3 separate regions of the Homo sapiens genome follow, and regions 1 and 3 are each linked to region 2. Evidence: chromatin contacts called from ENCODE Hi-C or POLR2A ChIA-PET data. All regions are on one chromosome and are shown on one strand. The core of a region is the stretch at or near the end of the contact, and the rest is flanking DNA. Distances in the headings are between cores, read along the strand shown. Region 1 holds the start of ALDH1A3-AS1 (ALDH1A3 antisense RNA 1). Region 2 holds the start of TARS3 (threonyl-tRNA synthetase 3). Region 3 overlaps LRRK1-AS1 (LRRK1 antisense RNA 1).

Evidence for each region. A loop is a pair of places that touch in the nucleus more often than their neighbours do. ChIA-PET counts read pairs that join two places held with the same protein, here RNA polymerase II (POLR2A). Pooled maps may share reads with other maps.
Region 1: a map with no recorded cell type shows a loop between it and region 2 (9-fold over the local background). The contact joins the promoter of ALDH1A3-AS1 here to the promoter of TARS3 in region 2. A Hi-C loop is called at or near these places in 5 of 37 single-sample maps with no recorded cell type and 7 of 50 pooled maps. POLR2A ChIA-PET finds 5 or more read pairs at or near these places in 2 of 52 experiments (HEK293 and activated B cell).
Region 3: a loop to region 2 is called in a pooled map, with 6 times the contacts of the local background. The contact joins the enhancer-like site here to the promoter of TARS3 in region 2. A Hi-C loop is called at or near these places in 2 of 37 single-sample maps with no recorded cell type and 9 of 50 pooled maps.

What each region holds. Positions count from the first base shown.
Region 1 is chr15:100,917,779-100,921,192 of GRCh38, reverse strand. It overlaps ALDH1A3-AS1 (ALDH1A3 antisense RNA 1), which reads left to right and starts at 1,910. Exons shown (of 2, transcript NR_135827.1): 1 at 1,910-2,389. LRRK1 (leucine rich repeat kinase 1) reads right to left here and starts at 1,836. Exons shown (of 34, transcript NM_024652.6): 1 at 1,742-1,836. RefSeq lists enhancers at 208-267, 794-1,385, 2,560-2,679, 2,730-2,819, 2,572-3,164 and silencers at 1,600-2,189, 2,950-3,169.
Region 2 is chr15:101,722,818-101,725,884 of GRCh38, reverse strand. It overlaps TARS3 (threonyl-tRNA synthetase 3), which reads left to right and starts at 1,412. Exons shown (of 19, transcript NM_152334.3): 1 at 1,412-1,794; 2 at 2,721-2,792. The coding sequence starts at 1,498. RefSeq lists a silencer at 1,127-2,016.
Region 3 is chr15:101,125,698-101,129,074 of GRCh38, reverse strand. The region is part of intron 1 of LRRK1-AS1 (LRRK1 antisense RNA 1); the gene reads left to right. Among named protein-coding and RNA genes, the nearest start is that of LRRK1-AS1, 24 kb to the left of the region's middle. RefSeq lists enhancers at 1,050-1,219, 1,430-1,539, 1,830-1,879 and a silencer at 2,170-2,219. Within about 2 kb of position 1,339, at least 37 of the 41 ENCODE cell types and tissues checked have a DNase peak (open chromatin) inside an H3K27ac peak, as active enhancers do.

The DNA.
Region 1 (3,414 bases), core at 661-3,160, 810 kb after region 2:
ACAGTTATGGGAATGAGGGCACAGCAATAAGCAAGACAGATCAGTCTCTGACCCCAAGAGCTCCAGTGGAGACCACAAGATAATTAAGGAGAAATTAAACAGATAAAGAAGGAGTACAGAATGGGGACTGCAGGGAGGCTGCAGAGTGAGGGATGTGAGAGGGAGCGTGGGTTTTCAGAGGGTGACCAGGGAAGACTTTCTGAGGCTGTGTGAAGAGTCAGGAGGCAGCAGTGCAGGGGACCAGTGCTGGACAGCAAGCTCAGCCAGTGTGGCCTGGGGCAATGGCCTGGTGGTCCGAGACAGCAGAGGCTGGATCAGCTGGGGGTGTGAGGAGAAGGAGGTCTCCTGGATTGCGTGCCAGTTGCAAGGAGAAGCTACTGAAGGACTCCATAAAGAGGACTGATATGGTCTGATTTACCCATTTAAACACACAGACACACACAGACGCACGCTGCTATATAGAGAATGGAGGAAGGGGGAACTGAAATCCTACAGTAAAGAGATGCTGGTACCCTGGACAAGGGGCAGGGTGGGGGGTGGGGGCATAAGAAAAAGGGGACAGATCAGGACACATTTTAGACATAGATTCAACAGACTGAATGTTTTTTATCTGAGGATCCGAGTTGACTGCGAGGTCACTGCCAGAGACATCGACTTTTGGGAGAGGGAAAGGTTTGGCTGACCGCAAAACCTCCTTTAGGAACAAATTAGGTGTGAGGTTAGTTTGTTATATTATTTTCTCTTTCAGGACATAGGCAAAGATGAAGAGAATCAAATCATAAAAGGCGTTTAATGTTAACATTTTCCAAAATTGTGCATGTTCTAGCTATCCCTTTAATGTCTGGGCATTTTGATACCCTGTGAGTGGCTGGCAAACTCTATCATTAGTGTACACGGTGAGAGGTTTGCTGAAAGCTATATGCCCCCGTTTCTCTACCTGTTGCAGGGGAAGTGTTCGTGGGAGAAAAACTTCGCGGCCTCATACTGTGAAGGGGTAGGTTGAGATGGCCACGGGGGTTCTCAGATTCTCCACCAGCGTCTCCTCGCTGACCCCGGCCTTCCTAGGCTTCCTTCCCGCGTCCCTGCCTGCCAGGAAGGTCCCCTGTAGCTTGCAGAGACCATGGTAGACAGAGCAGTTGTATCTGCGCCAGCCAGAGACCACCTGGGCAAGAAGCGTGACCCAGACATCGAGGAGGGTGAAGCCTCGCTGGGCCGCCCCGCAACCCCAGGAAGCCCCGGACCAGCGAGAGGCTCCCGGGCGGTCTCTTGCCGACACCCCGGCACGGGCTCACCCGCGCGCTCACACTCCGCCCGCTCCCCGCTAAGGGACTGGGTTCGCTCCAAAGGCAGAGGAAACCTATGGGCTCCCCGGCTCGTGTCTCCCGACTCGTGTCTCTTGCCTCCGCTTCCCAGCTTTCCCGACCCTGCCCGGACGGGGTTTCGGGGTTCCCTGCTCGGGCCCCGCGCGCTCCCCTCCCACAGGCTGGCTGGGCTCCGGGCGCGGCGGGAGGCAGCGGGGACGTGAGACCGGGGTCGCCCCACACGCCCTCCGCGCCCCTCGGGCCGCGGCCCCTGCGCAACGGCCCCCCGTGCCCGACCACGCGGCCGCCCGGAGCGCAGGGGCCCGCGGGCAGGCAGAGGCCGAGGCTCCCCGCGGGCGCCGGGCGCGGGCTCTGGGTTCCCCGGGCGGGGCCGGGAGGCAGCCAGGCCGCCGGGGGGCGCCGGCAGGAGCGGCGCTTACCTGAGGCGGCGGCGGGGCCGGGTGCGGGCGCTCCGGGACGCGGGGCCGGGCGGACACACTGGCGGGGCCGGGGCCTGGCCGTCCCACCGCCGTCTGCCCCCCGCGCCGGGGCCGGGCCCAGACGCACTTCCTCAATCCTGAGGCGGGCGGGCGGGGAGGGCGGCGCGAAGAGCGCGCAGAGCAAGGCCGCCGCCAGCTCTCCCAGGAACCGTCGCGAGGCGTCCCCTCGGCGGCCGCCTCAGTTTCCCTGGCCGTAAAACGCGGGCGATGGCGCTCGATGCCCCGGGAGACGCCGGGGTCCGCGGGCCCTTCCGGCACCGGGTCCTCCTTCAGGTTCGGGCACCCGGCTGCCTCCACGCGGGGCGAGCGCGGCGATGGGATCGGTCCGTGCTGCGCTCAGCCCCGCTTTCGCTATCCCTCTGCTCCAGGGGCAGCAAAATCAGCAGATGAGCCCCCAGCGCGCCTGCGGCCCACACACTGCGGCCGTAACAGTTAAACAGACGGGGAACATTCATGTGCGTAGAGCTCTTCACGGGGCGATACAGAAATGTGTCGTTCTAAAGCGTTAACGACCTGCAATTTGCATATCCTCCAACACATGGATTTTACTGATTCAATTATGGATGTGTGCAAAGAATCTGCTGCTCGGTGAGTCATTGTTAATTGTCGGCTTTGGGGGGAATACATAAAACGTGGAATATTGGCAATTTATCGTGTTTCGACCTTTTATAAAGGCGTCACCAGGCTGCTGAGGCTAATACAGAAACGCAGACCATAAAAAAGATCTGCGTCCACGCTGCAGGCGGGCCTCACGCTGAGCTCCCCGTGTCGACCCGGGGACAAAGCCTGCTCAGGAAGAGCAGAGGGTTCCACGCCCTGCAGGACCAGCGCCCTGGGCCCCTCTCCTGGAAAGTTATGACTCGCACGTTCCCAGGATTTAGCGCACATCTCCCCCACCCTCACTGCCATTTCACAGAACCGGGGCAGCCGCAGGGCTCCTGCAGGACCTCCCGGACGCCGCGGGGCCGTGTTCCCTTGAGCGGCTTCTTGGGTCCCTGGTTGGAGAGGGGACCACCGAGCAGCTTCGCTCTGCTCCTGGGAGGCTACTTCTGCCACTGGACGACTTTCCAAAAGGGTGAGCGCAGTTCTGCAATCCTGTTCTCACCCCTGAGGGCCTCACACCAGTTTGCAGGAGCCAGCAGTGTGATTGCCACCGACAAGTTCCCAACAATTTGCAGGGCGTGGTGTCCTCAGTGCTGAGAGAGCCCCGCGACGGCGGTGCAGCTCCTCCAGGGCGCGCAGCCCCGCCACCTGGCGCCACCGCGAGGGAGCGCAGGCCCAGGGCCCGGGCAGACGCTGGAGGGGACGCGGCAGGTGAAGATGGGGCACCTCCACTTCCCTTCTAAAGGAGCCTGGGAATAGGCTAGGAAATGTCCCCACTGTAGAAGACAGCAGGAACATCTGACACGCGGATAACCTGTGCTGAGCTCGTTATATTCCCAGCATTTAATTCTAGCCATTAGGCATGCGTTAGCCACAACTTCGCATAGGAAGGTTATTGCAGGTAAGTTAAGACTCCTTTCCACTTCTTCCTAAGGGTCGCTGACCCATGGTTCTCTAGCTTTTGCTGGTAATCCCACCCAGATTCTCAGCACCCTAGGTTGGAATGACCC
Region 2 (3,067 bases), core at 163-2,662:
TCCAGAGGGTCCCGAGGAAATTCTGGGGTGGCTTAAGTGGGTCCATGACATTCAGTGATGTGTTGGTCATGACAGAATGGCAGAAGCAGAAACTCCATGGCAGTGGATTGAGAAATGATGAATAATGAGGAGTCAGTGGGTCCTATGTAACTGTATCCAGAGGCTTCCTGAGGAAGGACTAAAAAAGATACAGTGATATTGGTTAGCAACATACTTCATGGAATCTCCTCCTGGGTGCTGTTTGGGATTCCACTTAGCTTAATCCAATGAGCTTGTCCCCCTCCGCTCCTTCTCCTGCACTGATTCTGCTCCTGGAGTGGAATTTACCTGCTTTTCCTCCTTGCTAACATCTCCCAACCTTTATTTTCCAGAGCAAAATAAACCTTTTCCCCTTTCTCAAAATTTTCTCCCTTTCTCAAACCACACCAGTCCAAGCTAAGCTCTTCCACTTCAGGACTCTTATAAGGGCATTATTACCTGTATCACATTATATGACATGCTCAATTAAATTCTGCCAAAGTTGAAAAGTACTAGTGTTAAGTGTGTAGAAACTGGCATCAGACTATCTGAGTTTGATTCCCCCTTTGTCATGTAGTGGCTGTGTGACCTTAGTCAAGTAACACAGTCTCACTGTGCTTCAATTTCTCCAGCTATAAGCGGATATAACAGTATCTCCTGTTATGAAGATTAAAGGAGTTACTACTGTTACAGAGTTTAGAACAGTGTTTGTCACATCCTAAGCCCTAAGAATAGTGATAAAAATCAATTTCTGTTCCTGCTCCAGGAAGTTTCACGCTCATGGTTAAGAGGGATACAAAGATATATGTGGCATTTGCCCTAGACTCAAGGAGCCAGTAATTTCGTGCTGGTCGGATTTAGATTTCACAGCGATTTTCTATATGCCCTGGCCCAGAGGCCTCAGTACTTGGGCAAGTTTGGCACGAAAGGCCAGAAAGTCCATTTATAATGAATGGCCACTTTTTAGAACCTGTTTGCAAGGCAAAAGAATGGTGACTGCCAGAATTCAAGAGGAAGAAAGGGTGAAGCCTTTTTGGAGAACGCAGACGATGGCCTTTTTGCAAGGTTTTGGAAGATTTTCGTTTCAACGGACTAAAAACTACTGCCAATAGCCTCTAGACAGGCCTCGAAAGGCAGGGGAGGCCCTTCAGACCCCATTTCCCCACTGCCCGTGACCCTAAGGTGGGCCTGGCCTCAGGCCCCGCCCCGCCCCGCCCCTGCAGGGTATCTGGCCTCAGGCCCCGCCCCGCCCCGCCCCGCCCCTGCAGGGTATCTGGCCTAGGCCCCGCCCCTCCCCGCCCAGCGCCCCGCCCCTGCAACGTGTAGGCCTCGGCTCCAACGAGGCCCCATGGCTCCGTCCCCGCCCCATCGCCCCGCCCCTCCCGGGAGCCCTGTCTTCTGCCGTGCGCTGAGTGTCCGCGTCGCCCTCGCCGCAGTCGCGGGCACCCCGCTCGGCGTCGGTGCCTGAGGGAGGCCGCGATGGCGGCCGAGGCCCTGGCGGCGGAGGCCGTGGCGTCGCGCCTGGAGCGGCAGGAGGAGGACATCCGCTGGCTGTGGTCGGAGGTCGAGCGCCTGAGGGACGAGCAGCTGAACGCGCCCTACAGCTGCCAGGCGGAGGGGCCGTGCCTCACGCGGGAGGTGGCGCAGCTCCGGGCCGAGAACTGCGACCTGCGCCACCGCCTGTGCAGCCTGCGGCTGTGCCTCGCCGAGGAGCGGAGCCGCCAGGCCACGCTGGAGAGCGCGGAGCTAGAGGCGGCGCAGGAGGCCGGCGCACAGGTAACCGGGCGGTGGGGACACTGGAGAGGACGCGGGCGGGGCGGGCCGAGACGGTGCGCACCGAAAGGTTTTCAACTGCGGGGGCAGGTGCGGGGGCGCCCCGGGGGAGTGCCCTCCCAGTGCCCTGCGGCTGGCCCGCCCTGCCCTGCTCGGTGGTCCCGTGTGGCCTGGGGAGCCGCCGGATTTCCAGCAGTCGCCAGACTTAACCAAATGCTGTTGATTTCTCAATTCGTCCATTAAAGAGCCTGCCACGCATCTTTTTCAGTAGCAGAAATAGTGTTTTCATTTGTTTGAAAAAATGCTGGAGTGTTTAAAACTCATTCTTTCCTTGGTCAGAAAGACTAACAGCTGCGTATGTAAACTCTCATTCCCTCTGGTTCTTTTTTGTTGTTGGGTTTTTTTTGGACGAGAAGTTTTCGCTTTTTGTGCTCTTGTTTTGGTGGTTCATCTTGAGAGGATAGCTGTATATTTAACATTTTTATTTAATACAGTATTTTATGATTTGTAGAAAGGATAAATTATCTTCTTTTAACATCATACTTTCTGAGTCCTGAAGCTTCTCAGGCTGAGATGTTCTGCAGTCCTTTAGGAAGGACAGCTGCGGTGAACTAGCAACATCTTCAGGAAATAGTGCATTTGATGTGGCGGGCAGCAACCACACATTTTCCAGCCACATTATTTGTTTAAAGTTCAGGACAAAAGGTTTTCAAGAGCACAATATATTAAATGTGCTTAGCAACAGTGTGACAGGAAGGACTGAACCCTGGAGAATGACTTGCCCACTGAGAGCTGTAGCTGGTGGTCAGGAGAGCCCAGCTATGAGCCTCTAAACACGGGGCACTTGCAGCCTGCTGGCATGACTCTCTTCTTAAAATGTGTTGCTTTTTCTTGCCATTGATGTGAGTCATTTATAATTTATCTTTCAGCCTCCTCCTAGTCAAAGCCAAGACAAGGACATGAAAAAGAAGAAAATGAAGGAAAGCGAGGCTGACAGCGAGGTAAGTTGTTGCTGTGGAAACAATATAAAATACTACCTGTAATTTTAAATATGTGTATATAGTTAATTACCTAGGATTTCCAATAAAAATTACTGATTAAATTATTATTTGGGTCACATTAGTGTATTTAAAACTTTTCAAGCCTTAAATATGAGATGTCTTGAGAAATGAGCTGCCCATGTTTAATAAACACGTGTATTTAATCTATTTAAGTTGTGCTACTAGAGTACTAGAGTTGGTTTTTTTTGTTTGGTTGGTTTTTTTTTGTTTTTTGA
Region 3 (3,377 bases), core at 90-2,589, 600 kb after region 2:
TATGGATTTAGAGAGGACACAATTCAGTGCATAGCAACTTGTTGCCATATTTGGCTATTGTCAAATAAAAACAATACGGAGGGCTGGGCGACCTGCACATTCAGTCCCTTAGAACCAGAAGCTTGAGCAGCCCAGAGGCCAGTGCAGACCCTGCTTGCCTGGCGCTTTGCTGTGACCTCTGCTTGACAATGCTTGCTGCCTTGGAGCTGACGGGCTCTCGTCCAGCTCAGCTGGGGCACAAAACCGTGTAGCTTTGTCTAATTAAGAGCCACAGATGAAGTGCACCTTGGATGTGTTTCTTATTATTTCGGATGAAAGGTTGGCCTCTCTAGAAATCACCCCCAAGATTACTGTGCCTCAAACCTCGCTTGTTCCAGCCGATAGGGAAATGACGTTTTAACGATCATGTTAAATGAAACTGTAAGCTTGACCTTATTAGCTGCCTCTTCTTAATTAGCTGCTTATGCAAGCATTCTTTCCCCCCTGTAGATACAAATCAACAATTTCCAAGCCATCTTTGAACCAACCCACTCTTCTGTCCCCTTGCCAATTCCCTAGCTCCAGGGTTAATAAACTTCACATATGCTCAAGAGCAATTGCGTTAAGAAATGTTGCTTCCACGTAATTACTAGCAAAGTGCAGCATCAGCAGCCATTCATCCCTCACACATGTGCAAATTTACTGCAGGGTACATTCCTAGGAGTGTGTGTCATGGAGGACGGCTTGGCAGCTAGCATTCTGTGTGCTCTCCTCGCTGTTCCTTCAAAGGCTGGAAGGTGAGCCACTGCTTTTCCCGCTTCCCTTGCCGCTAGAGTTCTAAATGTGAAATGGGTTATGCCCGGTGGTCAATGTTTAACAACCAGCTCTCAAAAAAAAACAAAAAAACAACACAAAACAAAAGCAACCCGGCTGTTAGTGCTTGCTGATTTCCATGGTGTAAATATATCCACTGTGGTCAATTTCAATCTTGCTATCCCCTGGTGTCCCTGGACCTGGAATTGGAATTGCCGTGCACCGTTGGCTGTCACTAGGCTGAGCCAGCTCCAGCACATCCATAGTCCTGCCAATTCTTCGCACACCACTATGATTCAGAGGCCAAGACTCTCCTCCTGCTGCTTTTGGCCGTTTCTGCTGGCGAGCAAAGTTGTGGTGGTTGTTTTTCCTGTGGCAGCGTTCCAGGGTCCATTCAGTCCCTTTGTGGGGTCAAGAGGCAGGTATGGTACAGCACTGGGAGCCTCCCGACCCCCACCTGGCTGAGTGGAGTCAGGCTAGCAGAGCCCAGCCGGCTGGTCCCCAGGCCTTTTTCCGGGCACCACGCCAATAGGCCTGGCCCATGCCTCTCAATAAAACGGTAAGCCCCTAATTTCCTGTCTAAACCCCTTTTTGCTTAAAATTGTTAGAGTGGTTTCTGTTTCCTGTAACTAAACCCTGGCTGATGTAAAGTGGAACCTGAAACTGCATTTTTTTTTTTTTAAAGCAGATGTACGTTTTCCTTAGGCTTGTCTCCTAATCTGTCTGTGCAGAAGGATTTTAATGCGTTGTGAGGCCTGGGAGGACAATAATGAGTAAATTGGCACTCATTAAGCTTTGTAAATCTGAGAACTCTGGAGACAAAGCATCTGAGTGAGCTGAGAAGGGTGAGACCCACTTCTAGGGTCTGTGAGGCCCTGTCCTCTTAGCACTCCTTCTGCCAGGCCCCGGCAAGGCTGTCTGTGTTCACCAGGCAGAGGCTAGGCTGTAGGATGCTGGCGTTAGTTAGGGAGAAACTGGATTTTCTTAGATCCACAGAATCAGACACAAGTCATGAGACTATGTCATTTAGTTTGCAACTCCAAATGCTTTTGAGGCTGAGTTAACTGTGGGACGTCTCTTTGGATTTACTCTCAGGCAGGGCTCCTCCCTGGGGAGCAAACTACTCCTGAGGTGAGATGGGGGAGAACAGATGTGTACCAGTGATCCCAGCAGCCTAGGGAGGAGGCCCGACTTGCAGAGGCATTCTTTCAGCTCATTAAAGAGCACCCTCTTTGATAAAGGCAATTACCTCTTGGGAAAGAAGCCTGTTAGCAGCCCTCAGAACCTGGGTGTGAATGAATTTCCAGGTTCTTTCCAAGCTGAGAGCAGGTAGGTACTGCGAGGATGAGGCACAGCCTGGGTAAGTCTGGCAGCCGGAACTGTGGGGAGTAGACCCACCCACGGTCACTAATAAGAGGGGCTAGTCGGGACTGTGCCCTGAGAAGTGGGAGCTGAGCCCTGCAGAACCAGCTTCTAGGCTCTGTCCCCTCCTGCTGGCCCTTGGATAAGCCTCTCTGGGCCCCCTGCTTTCTCATCTGTCAAATGGGGATTATATTACCTAGCCTCATAATGTTCTCCTGCGGTGGGTAAAATGGAATCTTCAAAGCGCTAGGGAAATAGAAAGTGAGGGCGGGGTAGTGGGAGCTGTGGGCCTGGGTTCAGGCAGCGAGGTGACACACTGTCACTGAAGTCACAATAATAAAATCTACTAAGTCAGACGACTGGTGTTTTTGTTGCTGTTGTTTGTTTTTCTAATTACCAGGCATGATTAAATACTCCTGCCAGGGAAAATATTTTGTTGATCTAAATTCTAAACAATTGTGAGGGTTTATGTATATATATATATACTTCAAATCAACATGATTTTATTTATTATCCTTTGATAAGCTTTGTATTCCAAGTGAAAGTTAATTTCAGAACTCCCAGGTATAAAGTCGGTCCAGAAATGTGCTTTTCAAAAGTAAGTTGTGAGCCGTCTGAAGCCACTTTGGACATCATTCACGTCTCCAGTGCCCCAGGGTGCTGTGAATTCCTACATTTAAACAGCAGATTTGACGAAGCAACAATAGCACAGTGATCGGAAAGAGGAAGATTCGGAACTTAAGTTACTTCAATTCTGTATTCTGTGTGACCATTGAAGTCTTGTTTGTGTTTAACATTTAAAACAGTATAAGAGGCCAGGAGCGGTGGCTCATGCCTGCCGGTAATCCCAGCACTTTGGAAGGCCGAAGTGGGCGGATCACAAGGTCAGGAGTTCAAGACCAGCCAGACCAACATGGTGAAACCCTGTCTCTACTAAAAATACAAAAAATTAGCTGGGCGTGGTGGCAGCCGCCTGTAATCCCAGCTACTCGGGAGTCTGAGGCAGGAGAATCCCTTGAACTCAGGAGGCAGAGGTTGCAGTGAGCCGAGATCGCGCCACTGCACTCCAGCCTGGGTGACAGTGTGAGACTCAGTCTCAAAAACAAACTAACAACCCCAAAAAACAGTACAAGAGCACAAACTGCAAGGTGAGGGGACATTTTAGTTCATATATGAAATATTTTACTACATTGGAATGATATATTTAAAATTGGAAACATGTT